Regions from separate parts of the Homo sapiens genome. Here region 2 is linked to region 1. A link is an interaction called in ENCODE POLR2A ChIA-PET data of the cell type or tissue named here. Cell type or tissue: K562. All regions are shown on one strand. Each heading gives the region's core, and the rest is flanking DNA. Links, peaks and the distances in the headings are about the cores only. Region 1 has its middle 68 kb from the start of SNX12. Region 2 has its middle 23 kb from the start of ITGB1BP2.

The links. Peaks named below come from ENCODE experiments on the same cell type or tissue, not always from the same donor. Only the 100,000 strongest peaks of a DNase experiment are listed, where the experiment ranks them.
Region 2: POLR2A ChIA-PET joins it to region 1 with 5 read pairs; 3 of 35 experiments call an interaction of 5 or more read pairs at or near these places.

The regions. Positions count from the first base shown.
Region 1 is chrX:70,997,291-71,002,670 of GRCh38, forward strand. No RefSeq gene overlaps it. Among named protein-coding and RNA genes, the nearest start is that of SNX12, 68 kb to the right of the region's middle. In K562, for the core only: a CTCF peak has its summit at 1,374; a DNase peak (open chromatin) is centred at 3,071.
Region 2 is chrX:71,322,125-71,327,504 of GRCh38, forward strand. No RefSeq gene overlaps it. Among named protein-coding and RNA genes, the nearest start is that of ITGB1BP2, 23 kb to the left of the region's middle. In K562, for the core only: no CTCF peak of the experiment used is centred there; no DNase peak of the experiment used is centred there.

The DNA of each region.
Region 1 (5,380 bases), core at 118-5,117:
CCAGACAGAGGGAGTGCAGTGGCACAGTCTCAGCTCACTGCAACCTCCACCTCCCAGGTTCTAGCAATTCTCATGCTTCAGCCTCCTGAATAGCTGGGACTGCAGGGGGAGGGCACCATGCCTGGCTAATATTTTTTTTAATTTTTAGTAGAGACAGGGTTTCACCATGTTAGCCAGGCTGGTCTCGAACTCCTGGCCTCAAGTGACCCACCCACCTTGGCCTCCCAGAGTGTTGGGATTACAGGCATGAGCCACTGTGCCCAGCCTGGATCCTTTCTTATTCTTGACCTTCGGAAGTTTGATTATTAAATCATAGTCTTATTTCAGTTCAATCTACTTGCTGTTCTATAACTCTCTTGAATTCAAGTATTGATAACTTTCTCTAGGTTTGGGAAGTTCTCTGTTATTGTCCCTTTAAATAAACTTTCCACCCCTATCTCTCTCTCCCATCTCTTTATGGCCAATAACTCTTAGACTTGCCCTTTTGAGGCTATTTTCTAGATCTTGTAAGAGTGCTTCATTCTTTTTTATTATTTTTTCTTTGGTCTCCTCTGACTGTGGGTTTTTTTTTCCAAGGTCTTGCTCTTTCACCCAGGCTGTCGTGCAGTGGCACAATCATAGCTCATTGCAGCCTTGAACTCCTAGATTCAAGTGATCCTCCTGCCTCAGCCTCCTGAGTAGCTAAGACTACAGGCACACATGCCACCATACCCAGCTAATTAAAAAAAAATTTTTTATAGAAATGATGCCTTGTTATGTTGCCCAGGCTGGTCTTAAACTCCTGGGCTCAAGTGATCCTCCTGCTTCAGCCTCCCGAAGTGCTGGGATTACAGACATAAGCTACTATGCCTGGCCATGTATTTTCAAATGGCCTGTCTTCAAGCTCATTAATTCTTTCTTCTGCTTGATCAATTCTGCAATTAAGAAACTCTGATTCATTCTTCAGTGTGTCAATTACATTTTTTAACACCAGAATTTCTGCTTGATACTTTTTAATTATTTAAATCTCTGTGTTAAATTTATCTGATAGGATTCTGAATTCCTTATCTGTGTTATCTTGAATTTTCTTGAGTTTCTTCAAAACAGCTATTTCAAATTCTCTGTCCGAAAGATCACATATCTCTGTCTCTCCAGGCTTGGTCCTTGGTGCCTTATTTAGTTCATTTGGGAAGATCATGTTTTCCTAAATGGTCTTCGTGCTTGTGCATGTTCGTCAGTGTCTAAGTATTGAAATGTTAGGTGTTTAGTAGTCTTTGTAGTCTGGGCTTGTTCATACCCGTCCTTCTTGGGAAACTTTCCAGGTATTCGAAGGGACTTTGGGTGTTGTGATCTAAGTTTTTGGTCACTGTAGTCACATCTACGTTAGGGGGCACCCCAAGCTCAGTAACACTGTGGCTCTTGCAGACTCATTGAGGTACTGCCTTGGTGGTCTTGGATCAGATCCGAAAGAATTCTCTGGATTACCAGACAGAAACTTTTTTTCTCTGCCCTTACTTTTACCCAAACAAACAGAGTCTCTCTCTCTCTCTCTCTTCTCTCTCTCTCTCTCTCTCTCTCTCTGTCTCTGTGCCGAGATGCCTGCAGCTGAGGGAGGGCAGAAATGCTTTTTTAAGTTACCACCCAGTTCTAAAGTTGCACTTTGATTAACTTGGTTATTTCCTATGTTTTCATTAGCAACACAGTTGTAAACCACTTCTCCACATAGTTAATCTCATCTCTTAAATGACAGTTATTATTAAAATTTCAATGAGTAATTCTTTTTCTGAGTTCTTAGTTTCCTATATACTTATTACAGCATTAATCATGTTACCTGACAATACCTACTCACTAATCAATTCCCAGTGAGAATTGTTAGACACTTATATCCAGTAGCAAGAAAGAAAAAAATTAAAATCCTTAAGACAAATAGTTAGGGATATGCTTTCAAATCTGGGATGTACAGTAATTGAAAGTGTGAGCCTCCTTGGCAACTCCCAGAGGACATACATTAACAGTAATCAATCCACTGTGTGGCTTGTTACATAAGTACTATAGAAGCCTTGGGAACATTTGGAATCTGACAGAAGCCTTATGGAAGTGGTTCCATGGGGGTTGGCTATTTGCATATTTTCCTCCTATTACAGATAAGGGAAAAAAGACTGAAAGAATATATACCAAAATGTTAATATTGATTATTCCTGGGGAGTAGGGCTGCCAGTTTTCTTTTATTTTTTATCTGTATTATCTAAAATTTCTAAAATAAATATAACTATTATAAGAAAATTCCAAATAATAAAAGTCCAAAAAGATGGTTTGTTTTAACAGTAAGTAAGCTGAGTTGCATTTTCTACCATCTGTTTCAGTCAGGGAAATGAATAACATCTTCTAGGGCAAAGTAACAGGGTAAATGGAGACCCAGAGAAAGACTGATTGTTCTCTATGATAAGCATTCTCTAGAACATAAAAGGAAGTAATGAACAGGACTCCAAGCTTTGTTCTTTTGTGTCTCACTCCCTCTCGATTCTTCTCTGGCTTTGTTCCACACTCTGAACATCCTAAATCAACTTACAAGTGGTGGTCACCAAAAGAATCTACAAGGAAGATTGTCTCTCTAGACTCTGATTCCATCAAATATCCCCTTTCTCTTCTATTTTCCACATTTTCTTATATACCTACAGACAGGCTTAACGTTTCCCCATTCTAAAACAAAGTTAAAACACTATTTCTCCCCTATCTCGTTACAAACTACCATCCTTTCTACCTCCTTCCTTTCATAGCCAGATTTCTGGAACAATTAATCTACAACCACTGTCCTTTCGCCCTGTCCATTTGTTCAATTTGCTGCAGTCTGCCTTCTGCCGTGACTCCAACAAACTTTAAAGGAAAGCTTCCTAGTTGCTGAACTTATTGGCCCATATTTATACAGCCTAAGGCGATTGGTTGCTCTTATTTCCCAGAAGTTCTTCTTGGCCTCTGGGAAGAAAGGAGTGAAATGGGAAGAAATGACACTACTGTCTCTTCATTTTTTTTTCTTACCTTTCCCTTTCAGACTTCCCTCTTCTGTTCAACACTTATTCATTGGGATTCCCTAGGGTTATGTCCTAGTCTCTTATCTTCTTACACCACCTGGAACAAAGTTTATCTACTTACACAGCTTCAACTATCATCTATACAATGACAGATTGCAAAATTTTTTTTACAGTTAAATCTAAGTTGCTTTATTCTTTTTTTTTTTTATATATATACTTTAAGTTTTAGGGTACATGTGCACAATGTGCAGGTTAGTTACATATGTATACATGTGCCATGCTGGTGTGCTGCACCCATTAACTCGTCATTTAACATTAGGTATATCTCCTAATGCTATCCCTCCCCTCTCCCCCGACCCCACAACAGTCCCCAGAGTGTGATGTTCCCCTTCCTGTGTCCATGTGTTCTCATTGTTCAATTCCCATCTATGAGTGAGAACATGCAGTGTTTGGTTTTTTGTCCTTGCGATAGTTTACTGAGAATGATGATTTCCAATTTCATCCATGGAAATTTTTAATAATAGCCTCGAACTCTTGCTTAAGCTCTAGATTTGTATTTCCAAATTACAATTAAGCATCTTTACCTACAGGTTACAAAGAGGTACCCTAAGCTCCACTAGTCTAAAATCAGACTTACCTTCTCTACTGCCACAATTTACTAAATTCTTGAATTACATTCTCATTCACAATCGCAAGCCATGTTCCTAAGCTAGAAGCTTTTGCTTTTGCCTTAATTATCCCTTCTCCCTAACGCTGCACATCTAATCAATCAGCATACAGTCCTGTTGATTTTAACTCATAAATATCATTCTGTCAAGCCTAGCCTTTCCCCCATACTGCCTCGATCTTGGTTCAGACTCTCATAATGTCCAGCTTGGACTATTACGTCTGCTAAGTAGTCCTGCCACCAATCTCTCTCCATTCTACACCTGTTCAACTTCCACACTACTTTCGAAATGATCTTTACAAAACAAAACTCACTCTTTTGACTCCTCGGTGCCTACAGGATAAAACACAACTCCTTGGTCTAGCATGTTAGGATTCAGTCCAGGTTGTTAGCCTCACGCTCTACTCCACCCCCAAACTCCTGCATGCTAAGCTTCTCACCATTCCACAAACACAGCAGGCCCTATAATGTCTCCATGTCTTCACACATTGTATCCTGTCCTCTTAGAATGTCCTTTTCTTTCTTCCTCACCTGACAATGTCCTACTCATCCTTTAGTATGTGTCTTCTTGGGAAAGACAAACTAGCTATTATTTATCAAGGAGTTTTGCTAAACAATTTATGTTCATTAGCTTATTTTAATCCTCAATCAATTCTATAACTACTATTATCATTTTACAGATGAAAAAGCTGAGATTTAAAGGGGCTAAATAGCATTGTCATCTAGTAAATGGTGGGATTTAAATATAGGTCTTCAAAACCTGAACTTTTAACCACTATGCTACAGGCAATGTGTATTAAACATAGTTGATTGTTCTGTTCTCTGTGTTCCCATAGCACTCTGTTCACCACTCTGCAATGGCAGTTACCACACTAGAATGTAATATTTCTGTTTACACAATATCATCCCCCACTAGATGTAAGATACATGGTGATAGAAATAAAATATTGCAGCCGGGCATGGTGGTGTGTGCCTGTAGTCCCAGCTACTCGGGAGGCTGAGGTGGGAGGACTGCTTGAGCCTAGGAGTTCGAGTCTGTAGTGAGCTATGATGGTGCCCCTGCACTCCAGCCTGGGCAATAAGAGTGAGATTGGTCTCAAAAGAAAGAAAGAGAGGAAGGAAGGAAGGAAGGAAGGAAGGGAGGGAGGGAGGGAGGGAGGGAGGGAGGGAGGGAAGAAAGAAAGAAAGAAAAGAAGGAAGGAAAGAAGGAAGGAAGAAAGAAAGAAAAGAAGGAAGGAAAGAAGGAAGGAAGGAAAAGAAAGAAGAAAGGAAGAAAGAAAGAAAGAAAGAAAAGAAAGACTTAACCAATCTTTGTATCTCAGTGTGTTTAGCACATTATAAGTGCTCAATAAATGTTCACTATATAAATGAATTTTGAAACTTCTCTTTGGCAGTAAGTAGCCTTTTGTTTGTTGCCTTGCTTTTTCTTCTTCTGACTGTGTCTGACATGGTTGGGCTGTGTCCTCATCCAAATCTCATCTTGAATTGTAGTTCCCATAATCCCCATATGTCCTGGGAGAGACCAGGTGGAGATAATTGAATCGGGGGGACGGTTTCCCCCATCCTGTTCTCATGATGGTGAGTGAGTTCTCATGAGATCTGATGGTTTTATAAGGGGCTTTTTCCCACCTTTGCTCTGAACTTCTGCTTGCTGCTACCATGTGAAGAAGGACTTGTTTGCTTCCCCCTCCACTATGATTGTAAG
Region 2 (5,380 bases), core at 61-5,060, 320 kb after region 1:
AAAAGGGTTGCTGAGCAGCTGCAAGGGCCAAGTTGAAATTGGACAGCATGAATTTATATTTGTCTACTTCGTTCTCCCTCTAGCAGTTTCTGGGACTTTGGGAGCAGAAAGGAAGAAAGAGGATAATGGAGGCAGAGGTCTCAGAGACAGTAACATTGGAGTGGCAGTTCATGGAGTGTAGGAGAGAAAACTACTACAACTGGGAGATAATTACTTCATCTGGATGAATTGAGAGGTGGATTACCTAGGCATCTCAGTGAGGTTAGAGAGCAGGTGATCAGAGATGCAAAAGTTATTTGGGGCCCAGTGTGGTGGTTCACACCTATAATCCCAGCACTTTGGGAGGCTGAAGCAGGCAGATCACCTGAGGTCAGGAGTTCAAAAACAGCCTGGCCAACATGGCAAAACCTCGTCTCTACTAAAAATACAAAAATTAGCCAGACGTGGTGGCATGCACCTGTGGTTCCAGCTACTCGGGAGGCTGAGGCAGGAGAATCACTTGAACCCAGGACGTGGAGGTTGCAGTGAGCCACGATCATTGCACCACTGCACTCCAGCCTGGGCAACAGAGTGAGACTCCGTCTCAATAAATAAATAAATAAATAAAAGTTATTTGGAAAAGGCTTATATCAATGTAAGATATCTCGGGATAGCCTGGGAGTCTCGCTCTGTCTCCCAGGCAGGATTGTGGTAGCATGACATCAGCTCACTGCAGTCTCTACTCCCGGGCTCAAGCAATTCTCCTGCCTCAGCCTCCCGAATAGCTGGAACTACAGGCATGTGCCACCATGACTGGCTAATTTTTGTATTTTTTAGTAGAGATGGGGTTTCCCCATGTTGGCCAGGCTGGTCTTGAACTCCTGACCTCAGGTGATCCACCTACCTCAGTCTCCCAAAGTGCTGGGATTACAGGCGTGAGCCACCACGCCTGGCCTATTACTATTTTTTTTAATAGATGAGGAAACAATCCCTGGGATGTTATATGATTTTCCTTAGGTCACACAGCTGGCAAGTGTCAGAGCAGGGACTTAAATCCAGGTCTGACTACAAAACCCATATTCTTTTTTTTTTTTTTTACTGCATGTCATGAAATTCAAAGCCTATATTCTTTGATGTCCAGCAATACTTTTTCAGCAAACACTCCCCTCTATTAAATGAATCTTATTTTGCCAGTGACATCTGTTGTAAAATTATAAATGCATTCTCACCAAAGAAACTATACAGAGTTAAAAGCTTTCAGTGACCAAGGGGTTAACTGGGTAGGGTGAGAGAGAAGCTTGGAGGCACTGAAATGAGTTGAAGGTAATTGCAGTGGTCCAAGGGAGAAAGATGAGACTCCAGATTAACGGTATGGTAGGAAAAATGGAACAGGGGGTAATGGATTTAAGAGATAGTTCCAAAGGTAGGAGTGAAAGTAATGTGGCCATGCTGGTCTTCTGTATTCCCTGAACGTATACAGCTCACTCCTTCCTCAGTTCGTCTGCACTATCTGATACTCCTGCCTGGAATTCTCTCTCTCTCTCTTTTTTTGTTTTTTTGACAGGTTCGCGCTCTGTTACCCTGGCTGGAGTGCAGTGGTGATCTTAGCTCACTGTAGCCTCCACCTCCCGGACACAGGTGATCCTCCCACCTCAGCCTCCCAAGTAGCTGAGACCACAGATGCACGCCACCATGCCCAGCTAATTTTTTTGTAGAGACATGGTTTCGCCATGTTGGCCAAGCTGGTCTTGGAACTCCTGGGCTCAAGCAATTTGCCTACCTCAGCCTCTCAGTGTTGGGATTACAGTCGTGAGCCACTGCGCCCAGCTGGAATTCTCTATTTTTTTTTTTGAGATGGAGTTTTGCTCTTGTTGCCCAGGCTAGAGTGCAATGGTGCGATCTTGGCTCACTGCAACCTCCACCTCCTGGGTTCAAGCTACTCTCCTGTCTCAGCCTCCTGAGTAGCTGGGATTACAGGCAAGCACCACCATGCCCGACTAATTTTGTATTTTTAGTAGAAACAGAGTTTCTCCATGTTGGTCAGGCTGGTCTCGAAATCTTGATCTCAGGTGATCTGCCCGCCTCGGCCTCCCAAAGTGCTGGGATTATAGGCATGAGCCACCGTGCCCGGCCTTCCAGCTGGAATTCTCTTACTCCAGATCTTTTTTTTTTGAGAAGGAGTTTTGCTCTGTCCCCCAGGCTGGAGTGCAGTGGTACAATCCCAGCTCACTGCAACCTCCACCTCCCTGGTTCAAGTGATTCTCCTGCCTCATCCTCCCAAGTAGCTGGGATTACAGGTGCCTGCCACCACACCCAGCTAATTTTTGTATTTTTAGTAGAGACAGGGTTTCACCATATTGTCCAGGCAGGTCTCGAGCGCCTAACCTCAAATGATCCACCCACCTCAGGCTCCCAAGGTGCTAGAATTACAGGCGATTACAGGCGTGAGCCACTGCGCCTGTTTTTTTTTTTTTTTTTTTTGAGACAGGGTCTCACTGTGTTGCCCCGGCTGGAGTGCTGTGGTGTGATCACAGCTCACTGCAGTCTCAAACTGCCAGGTTCAAGCGATCCTCCCGCCTCAGCTCTCCAAGCAGCTGAGACTATAGGCATGCACCACCATGCCCAGCTAATTTTTGTATTTTTTGTAGAGACAGAGTTTCGCCACATTGCCCAGGCTGGTCTCAAACTCCTGAGCTCAAGCGATCTGCCCACCTCCCAAAGTGCTAGGATTACAGGCACGAGCCACCACCCCTGGCCTCTTCCTCCAGATATTTGAATAGCTGGCTCTTCATTCAGGTCTTAGCTCAAACATCATCTCTCATGATGGGAACTGATTAATTATCTTGAAAACTGGTCAATGAAGGGGAAAAAAAATCAAACATTTATCCTGCCTTTCCTAGGTGAACTGGGTAACAAAATAGTAGATGAGAGGACATGTTGTTACACAACTATTCCAATGAATAAAAAGAAAAATAATAGAATATAACAATTTTTAATTCTCAACAAATAGATATAGGTAGTGAGCATTAACAACTTTTTGTTTTGTTTTGTTTTGTTTTGTTTTGTTTTGAGATGGATTATCGCTCTGTCGCCCAGGCTGGAGTTCAGTGGTGCGATCTCAGCTCACTGCAACCTCCGCCTCCCGGGTTCAAGCAATTCTGCCTCAGCCTCCCAAGTACCTGGGACTACAGGCATGTGCCACCATGCCTGGCTAATTTTTGTATTTTTAGTAGAGATGGGGTTTCACCATGTTGGCCAGGCTGGTGTTGAACTCCTGACCTCAAGTGATCTGCCCACCTTGGCCTCCCAAAGTGCTGGGATTACAGGCATGAGCCACCATGCCCAGCCTAAAATGATTTTTTTTTTTTTGAGATGGAGTTTCGCTCTTGTTGTCCAGGCTGGAGTGCAGTGGCCTGATCTTGGCTCACTGCAACCTCTGCCTCCTGGGTTCAAGTGATTCTCCTGCCTCAACCTCCTGAGTAGCTGGGATTACAGGCGCCCGCCACCATGCCCAGCTAATTTTTTGTATTTTTAGTAGAGATGGGGTTTCACCATGTTGGCCAGGCTGGTCTTGAACTCTTGACTTCAGGTGATCCACCTACCTCGGCCTCCCAAAGTGCTGGGATTACAGACGTGAGCCACCGCCTCTGGCCATTATTTTTTAAAATTAAAAAAAAAAAAAAGGCCAGGTGTGGTAGCACACACCTGTAATTTCAACACTTTATGAGGCTGAGGCAGGAGGATCCCTTGAGTCCAGGAGTTTGAGACCAGCCTGAGGAACATGGCAAAAACTTGTCTCTACAAAAAAATACAAAAATTAGCCAGGTATGATAGTGTGCACCTGTAGTCCCAGCTACTCAGGGGGCTGAGGCAGGAGGATCACTTGAGCCCAGGGCATGGAAGCTGTAGGGAGCCAAGATGGCACCACTGCACTACAGTCTGGGCAACAGAGTGAGAACCTGTCTGTAAATAAATAGGGCTGGGCGTGATGGCTCACGCCTGTAATCCCAGCACTTTGGGAGGCCAAGGTGGGCAGATCACCTGAGGTTGGAATTTCGAGACCAGCCTGACCAACATGGAGAAACCCCGTCTCTACTAAAAATACAAAATGAGCCAGGCATGGTGGTGCATGCCTGTAATCCCAGCTACTCAGGAGGCTGAGGCAGGATAATCTCTTGAACCACAGAGGTGGAGGTTGCAGTCAACCAAGACTGTGTCATTGCACTCCAGCCTGGGCAACAAGAGTGAAACTCCGTCTCAAAAAAATATGTAATAATAATAAATAAAACCTCTCAGAAATGCCTTTTTTGACCATCTTCTTGTTATAAGTAAAATGTTTATTCAGAAACAGAATGCTTGTTCCTCGGTACCACAAGGAAAAATTAGCATTCAGACAAAAAGTTTTCTCAGCAAGGCAATTTTACTTTCTGCAGAAAGTAAAATTTCTGCATTGTTCCATCTGTGAGGAGCACCCTTTCTGTAGAAAGTAAAATTGCCTTGCTGCGAAAACTTTTTGTCTGAATGCTGATTTTTCCTTGCAGTACCGAGGAATAAGCATTCTGTTTCTGAATAAATATTTTACTTATAAGATTCTCTAAATTAGCACCTACTGTCTCAGTGACTATCACATTACCCTGTTTGATTTTTTCCATAGCCCTTATTGACTGAAGTTTCCTTACATGAGAAGCAATAGAACATGATTGTTGAAAGGGCAAACTATAGCAGCAGGATGCCTGGATTTAAATTTTGTCTCTCTACTTACTAGCTATATGATCTTCAACTACTTAAGAGCTCTATGCTTCAGTTTCCCCAATTGTAAAATGGGGATGATAACAGTGCTTATATCATGGAGTCATTAGGAGTATTAAATGAGTTAACACATCCAAAGCCCCTAGCCCAGTGCCTGGTACAGGGTAAACATATGTTAGCAATTGTATTGCATAATTACTTGTTTACATGTACATTGTTTCTCTTTCACTAGAATATAAGTCTATCTTAGTGCACTCTTCCCAGCAACTAAAATTGCCTAGCATGTGTGATTAATAAATATTTGTTGAATGCAGGACCTAAACTGGAATGGCAAAGAACAGATAGGAGAGAGGCTGGGTGCAGTGGCTCACACCTGTAATCTCAGCACTTCGGGAGGCCGAGTCAGGTGGATTGCCTGAGCTCAGGAGTTTGAGACCAGCCTGGCCAACATGGGGAATCCCCATCTGTACTAAAAATACAAAAAATTAGCTGGACGTGGTGGTGAGTGCCTGTAGTTTCAGCTACTCGGGAGGCTGAGGCAAGAGAATCACTTGAACTCAGCAGGTGGAGGTTGCAGTGAGCCGAGATCGTGCCACTGTACTCCAGCTTGGGTGACAGAGCAAGACTTTGTCTGAAAAAAAAAAACAAACAA